2 separate regions of the Homo sapiens genome follow, and region 2 is linked to region 1. A link is an interaction called in ENCODE POLR2A ChIA-PET data of the cell type or tissue named here. Cell type or tissue: GM12878. All regions are shown on one strand. Each heading gives the region's core, and the rest is flanking DNA. Links, peaks and the distances in the headings are about the cores only.

Region 1 (2,917 bases), core at 163-2,662:
TCTATTCACATCCATCAGGGAGAGGAGTAGGCTGATGGTGCCAGCTAAGGACCTCGGCACTCCTAGACCTATTCCTGAACCATTAATGGCTCTGAATTTGGGACAGGAATGTTACTCTCATGGTTAATTCCTTGCTCACTTGTCTGCTGGTGCTTGTTCACAATGTCAAAGATATGGCAACTTCATGGGAAGGCAGGTTTAACTTTTTGGTGTTTTTGCACTAGCCTGTATATCTGTCTACCTTTCATATGAGAACCACCTTGCTGATTCAGACTGGAAGCTTCAAGAGAGAAGTTTCTTTCCATTTAATGCACTGGGGATGGTGCTCAACAGAGAACCACACTCAAATCGGGGCTAAATAATATGGCAATATCATGGTTACAAAAGAAACACCTCCCTTTCTCACCAAATCACTGAATCCCTTATTCTATAAAAATGAAATTGAACTGCAAACATCACCACCATGACAAGAGGATTTAGGCACACTGATCAACTGATTAAATTCTATTTGTCATCCAGAGTGATCCTGGAGGCCTTCAGAGCCTGGAGGAAACCTCTCTGTGACTCTACTCACATCTTTACACACGGAAAATCCAATTAGGCTGAGTATCTACAGCAGCTTCCAGAAGTAAACTGATTGCAGAAGGGCAGCCTGCTGCCTGAGGACTGCAGGGGACGAGGAAGGGGTGGGCCACCTGGAAGGGACCTCTGCCTTCTCAGCACCTAGAGTTGGTTTCCAGATGATCACATAGTTTAACCCTTTTCTTTTATAGACAAGGAAATTGAGGCCCAGAAAGGTTAACAGTCTTGCCCAAGACCTAAGATTAGAAGGCAGAGTTGGGGTTGAGAATTGCTTATGTGAGACTCAGACCCAAAGCAGACGACCATATTTTCAAATTCAGTGAAAACTGGAAAACTCGTATGGGCCTACCCAGCCTGGAAAATCCCCATGTATTACCAATACATAGTAAACGAATCAAAGATTGAAAAGTTTACTTGAAAACCAATCAGAAGTCCTCTCCCACATGCAAAAATCCCACCCTAATAGAACACTCATCACCCGTCAGACTGTCTTAACACTTCTTCCTTTTTCTTTCTTTGCAAACCCCTTTGAGCCTGTGCCAGAAGTGACGGTGTCTGCCACCCTCTCTGCAGTCAGTCCTGACCAGTTCTCTGGGGTTTACACCTGTCCTCTGGCCACTCGTCTGCTGCACTTCCTGCATCTGCTTGTTTCACCTTGGCCCCAGCTTTACCTGAGGGGTGCTTGGCCTGTGCCTTGAGTTCCAGGGCCTATGTTTACTTCAAAAATATTAATGTCAATTCCTTCAACTTGTTCCAAAGACAACAGAGCCTCTCACAAGCAGGCAAGCCCTGCCACTTGTTACGTAGTTGAGGCTGACGAGCCTGCAGGTCCCAGCCAACTTTATCACCTCCCTCTTCTGAGGGGTGGAAGTCCCCAACATCTCAGGGTCCCCTGAGAGTATGGGGATTCCCACATCGGCAAGTACCTGCTTCAGAGAAGCCCATGAGAAACTGGCCCAGAGCAAGCGGGTCCACCCTCCCATTGTGGGAAAGTGAAGGGCAGAAGGAGTCTGGCTGGAGGTCACTCCTGCCACTGATCTTCCTCACTCGGGTCCAGCCTGTCAGAGGATAAAGCACAGTGGTGGGTGGGGGTATCTGGCTCTCCCCCACCCTCCTTCTCAGGGGTTCAGTAGTCCCTGGGAACAAGATTCAGCTCAGGAATTTCTGGGATGCTGGTCAGTTCTGGCCCTAAGGACACTGGGAGTGACAGCGGGCTGCTAAGGATGTGACAGTGACTGGGCTGTTCCCTTCACATGACTACCAGGGCAAGCCCTGGCCAAATCCCAGCACCTGCTGAAAGTTGAAGCTGACCACTGGAGTGATTAGATTCATGACATGTGGTGGAGGCCTGGGGAGTGGAGCTACTGGGAAAGGACACAGCTAAGGAATCTCCTCCCTCCCAGCATTGCTTGACCCTTTCACAAAGACAGTGGTAGGTAGAGGAAGAAGGAGAATTGGCCTACTCCTTCCTTTTCGCTGTATATGGTCATAGAAATTGTCAGAACTTTATATCTAGATTCAAGTTCTATCTCTAGCACAATTAGCTCTAAAACTTTGCGAACGTTACTTAACCTCCTAGGTCCTCTTTGTTCATAAAACGAGAACGTAATACATACCTTGGTTGGCTGTGAAAGTTATATGAGTCAGTGTTGTGGGGAAGTTGAAGGCATGCAGTAGATGCACAAGGAAAATTAAATTCCGTTCCCCAGTTCCTGGCTTGCAAGTTGGGGGTTAAACTCAGTTAAGCTCAGAGAAGACATGACATGACGGGGGATCAAGGGAGATGTGGGAAGCTCACGGGCTGTGGTTCCCACTGATCCACATTAGACTCCAAATGACAACACCCTCACAATCCCATGAAATTGAGCAGAATTTCTCTTCTTTCTTGTGATGTTTCCAGAAATGAAGAGAGAGGGAAGGAAGACACAGACTCTGATCTTTGGCTTCACTTTGGTTCCAAGACCTGGAGCTGATAGTGTATGGAGGGTTGCCTGTTTGTCCAGGCACTATGAATAAGACCAAGGTAATCCAGCCCAACTCTACGACACAGCTAAGCCAACAAGCAGCTGGATCTTGTGTCTCAGCACTCACAGAAATGTATAAATCATCTGATACCAACTGCTCCCCGGAAGCCTCTGTCTCCAGAATATAAATGTCCAACTACAGGACTGGCAAAGAAACCAAGCCCTGGGCAATGCCTACTATGGACCCTTATTTCTTGTGGTTTGCTAAGAAAAAAGTAGGCCCAAGGGAGAGGAGGGGGAAAACCAGGAGGGTCTAAAGTTCTTCTGACTGAAAGAAAAGACCACATCAGAGAGAAAGAAAGGAATCAGTT
Region 2 (2,917 bases), core at 151-2,650, 120 kb after region 1:
AGGCAGGAGGATCACTTGAGGCCAGGAGTTCAAGACCACCCTGGGCAACACAGTGAGACCCCCATCTCTACAAAAAATAAATAAATAAAATTTTTTTAAAAATAGCCAGGCATGGTAGCATGCACCTGTCATCCTAGCTACTGAAGAGGTTGAGGCAGGAGGATCACTTGTGCCCAGGAGGTCAAGGTTACAGTGAGCCAAGAACACACCACTGCACTCCAGCCTGGACAACAAAGTAAGATCCTGTCTCTAAAAATATATATTTAAAAATATAAAATAAATAAGTTAAAGAAGGAGGAAGGAGATGAAGAAAATTTGGCTTAGTAGGAAAGCGTTTTTGTACTGGGCAGAAACACTGTGTCAAACTGGGGCAAACAACCTCTTCTTTGGGACTGGAACGAGACTCACCGTTATTCCCTGTAAGTCCTTACCTCTTGACAAAAAAGCTCTTAGTCTGTAATGACAAGTTCTCACATCCCAGACACCTAATGAATTTCTAAATGAGCTTCCATGTGTTAAACTGATAAAACTCTCTAGGGAGAAGGTCACCCTTACCTTTGCGGCTCTAAATGTAAGACATGTTGTAAGAAAAATTGGGAACTGTTAATTGCAGTGCCAAAATGAAGACAGTGATTACAAATATTGGGCTAGTTTTAATGTTAGATTTATAAAATATAAGCCTTTCCAAAGAACCATCTCAGGGTGCATTTATTAGTTTGTGTCTATACAGCCCAATTGTCCAGTTACTTTGATTAATGTTGGTAGCTGATGCAGATATTTAGGGACTTCCTTGAGAAAACTTCTTTGTGCTCAAAATTGCATGAATTGAATGGCACATTACCTAAATAATTGCCAAATCTGTTTCACTTTGTGCTGTATAGACTCAGCCTAATAAAAACAAATGCTGTTGTGCTTTTTCCCAGTCTGTCTCCTCTCCACACAGAAAGTTTCCCTTTCTACTAAACAGCATCTCTTCACACGAAGAAAAGATGCCCAGCAAGCCATTTGACTTATTGCTGCTGCTAGTTTGCATTTATATGACTCCTTTCCTTAGAAGGGATGAAGACACTTTATACGACTTATTAGCTAAACAGATTGACAGCCTAATTAGGAAGAGAGAAACAGATTCTGAGTATCTTTTTGTGGCTGCTGTTCCTACCCCCTCGTGTAGAACATTTGGTCAGATGGCTCTTTGAGACAGAAATAAGACAGGGACGTGGTCTCTGCTTGTAGTGTGGGACGTCTCAGCTGCACCTAAGAGGTTGTCACAGGAGTACTAAATAGGTCAGGGCAACTGACACAGCCAGGAAAATTTCTTTCCCCTAGAACTTGTGTGTGCTCACCAAGCAAAGCGTGACTAATTTTGACATCCATTGTTAGTGTGTGTCTACCCTTCTTGCCTTTGTTTTCAGACCCTTCCTCTCTAGATCCTTTTCCTTCCATCTCCAACTCCTGTATGTAAATCCCTGCTCTCTCCTTTGAATTCCTGACTGCTATGCCCATGCCCAGCACCGGCACCCCCACGCACACTGCTGCCTGCCTCTGTAACCATCAGCTGTATTTCTGAGGACTTTCCTAGCTCCTTGAGTGATCCTCAAATGGCTCAGGGCCCTGAGGGAATCTTTGCTGAGGGTTGGCCCCAGCAGAGCCGCTGCAGAGGTAGAGGTGGCCACCAAGGGACACAGACTGCCTGCATGAAGGCTGGAGCTGGGCCCAGGATGAGGAAAAGCCTCAGGAAGGAGGGGCTGACACGAAATAAGGAATACCATGGCATTCATGAGATGTGCGTCTGAATCCTCTCTCTTGCCTGAGAAGCTTTAGCTTCCACCTTGAGACACAAAACATGTGGTTATGAAGAGATGACAAGGTTTTTGTAAAAGAATGAGCCATTGTGGATAGGCTTTGGGAATGTGCTGCATTGCGGGTCCGGCACTCAAGTGATTGTTTTACCACGTAAGTATATCTTTTCTCATTTCTGTGGGCTGTTATGTCCGTAAATCATATAGAACAGTTCTTCTTATGCACACACACACACACACACCCATTTTCCAGTCACTGAGGAGAAACAGTCTCTGGGTCTACCTACACAGCCAGTTTGACCATTAAGATGGTCAAATTCATTTTTCAAGATAATTTTAACTGGTTCCATTTAATGCTGCCAACAGCCAAGGGCATTAGCATGTCGTGGGAACCTAATCTATGTTCACTCACTGCTGTGGGAGGACAGTCATTTCTTCTTCTCCCCTGGCAGTCAGACTTCAGAATCCAGCTGACCTTTTCCATGCCTGTCTCTTCTGGCAGATTAAGTGGTTATTTCCACTAACTTTCTTGTGGAAAAACACACAAGACAGATATATTCTCCTTCAGTTTTTACTAAGAAAGTTTTGTGGTTATCATTTTGACAATAAACTTCAGCTAGCATAGTCCCTACTATTCATGTTAATAATATCTTGACTTGAACCATCATATTTTCCCCACATCATTCACAATGCATTTCAATGCTGTAACCCACTGCACCATCCCCAGCCCTTTTATCTTCACAACGTTCTCTAATAAGGTAAACAGGATCATACATCATCAAACATATGTCACAGACAGAAAAGCTGACACACAGACAAGTTAAATAATTTAAGTCAAACCAAAAAAAAATCATAACTGGGATTAGAGCTTGAGATTCCCTATTTTCTTACAGTGAACTGTCTTGAGCTGTCACTTAATGCATTGAAAACATAATAAGCACAGGCCATAGGCATTTTCAGAACATGAAACTTGACTGAAACAAAAACTGACTGTTTGATTGCTTTGGTGTTTTAAATGTATCCCCAAATCTCCTTTGCTATTGATAGTCATTTGGTGCCAGTGACAGGGAAGAGCAGAGGGGCTTAGGAGGTTTTTGTAGATCTCAGTATCACTGTGT

What was found. ChIA-PET counts read pairs that join two places held together with the same protein. Peaks named below come from ENCODE experiments on the same cell type or tissue, not always from the same donor. Only the 100,000 strongest peaks of a DNase experiment are listed, where the experiment ranks them.
Region 2: POLR2A ChIA-PET joins it to region 1 with 19 read pairs; 5 of 35 experiments call an interaction of 5 or more read pairs at or near these places.

Annotation. Positions count from the first base shown.
Region 1 is chr14:22,382,490-22,385,406 of GRCh38, forward strand. The region is part of intron 2 of TRD-AS1 (TRD antisense RNA 1); the gene reads right to left. It also overlaps TRA. Among named protein-coding and RNA genes, the nearest start is that of TRD-AS1, 99 kb to the right of the region's middle. RefSeq lists an enhancer at 1,165-1,874. In GM12878, for the core only: no CTCF peak of the experiment used is centred there; DNase peaks (open chromatin) are centred at 1,322 and 2,190; H3K4me3 peaks cover 978 bases; H3K27ac peaks cover 2,500 bases.
Region 2 is chr14:22,504,750-22,507,666 of GRCh38, forward strand. It overlaps TRA, TRAJ36, TRAJ35 and TRAJ34. Among named protein-coding and RNA genes, the nearest start is that of TRD-AS1, 23 kb to the left of the region's middle. In GM12878, for the core only: no CTCF peak of the experiment used is centred there; a DNase peak (open chromatin) is centred at 1,224; H3K4me3 peaks cover 1,199 bases; H3K27ac peaks cover 2,405 bases.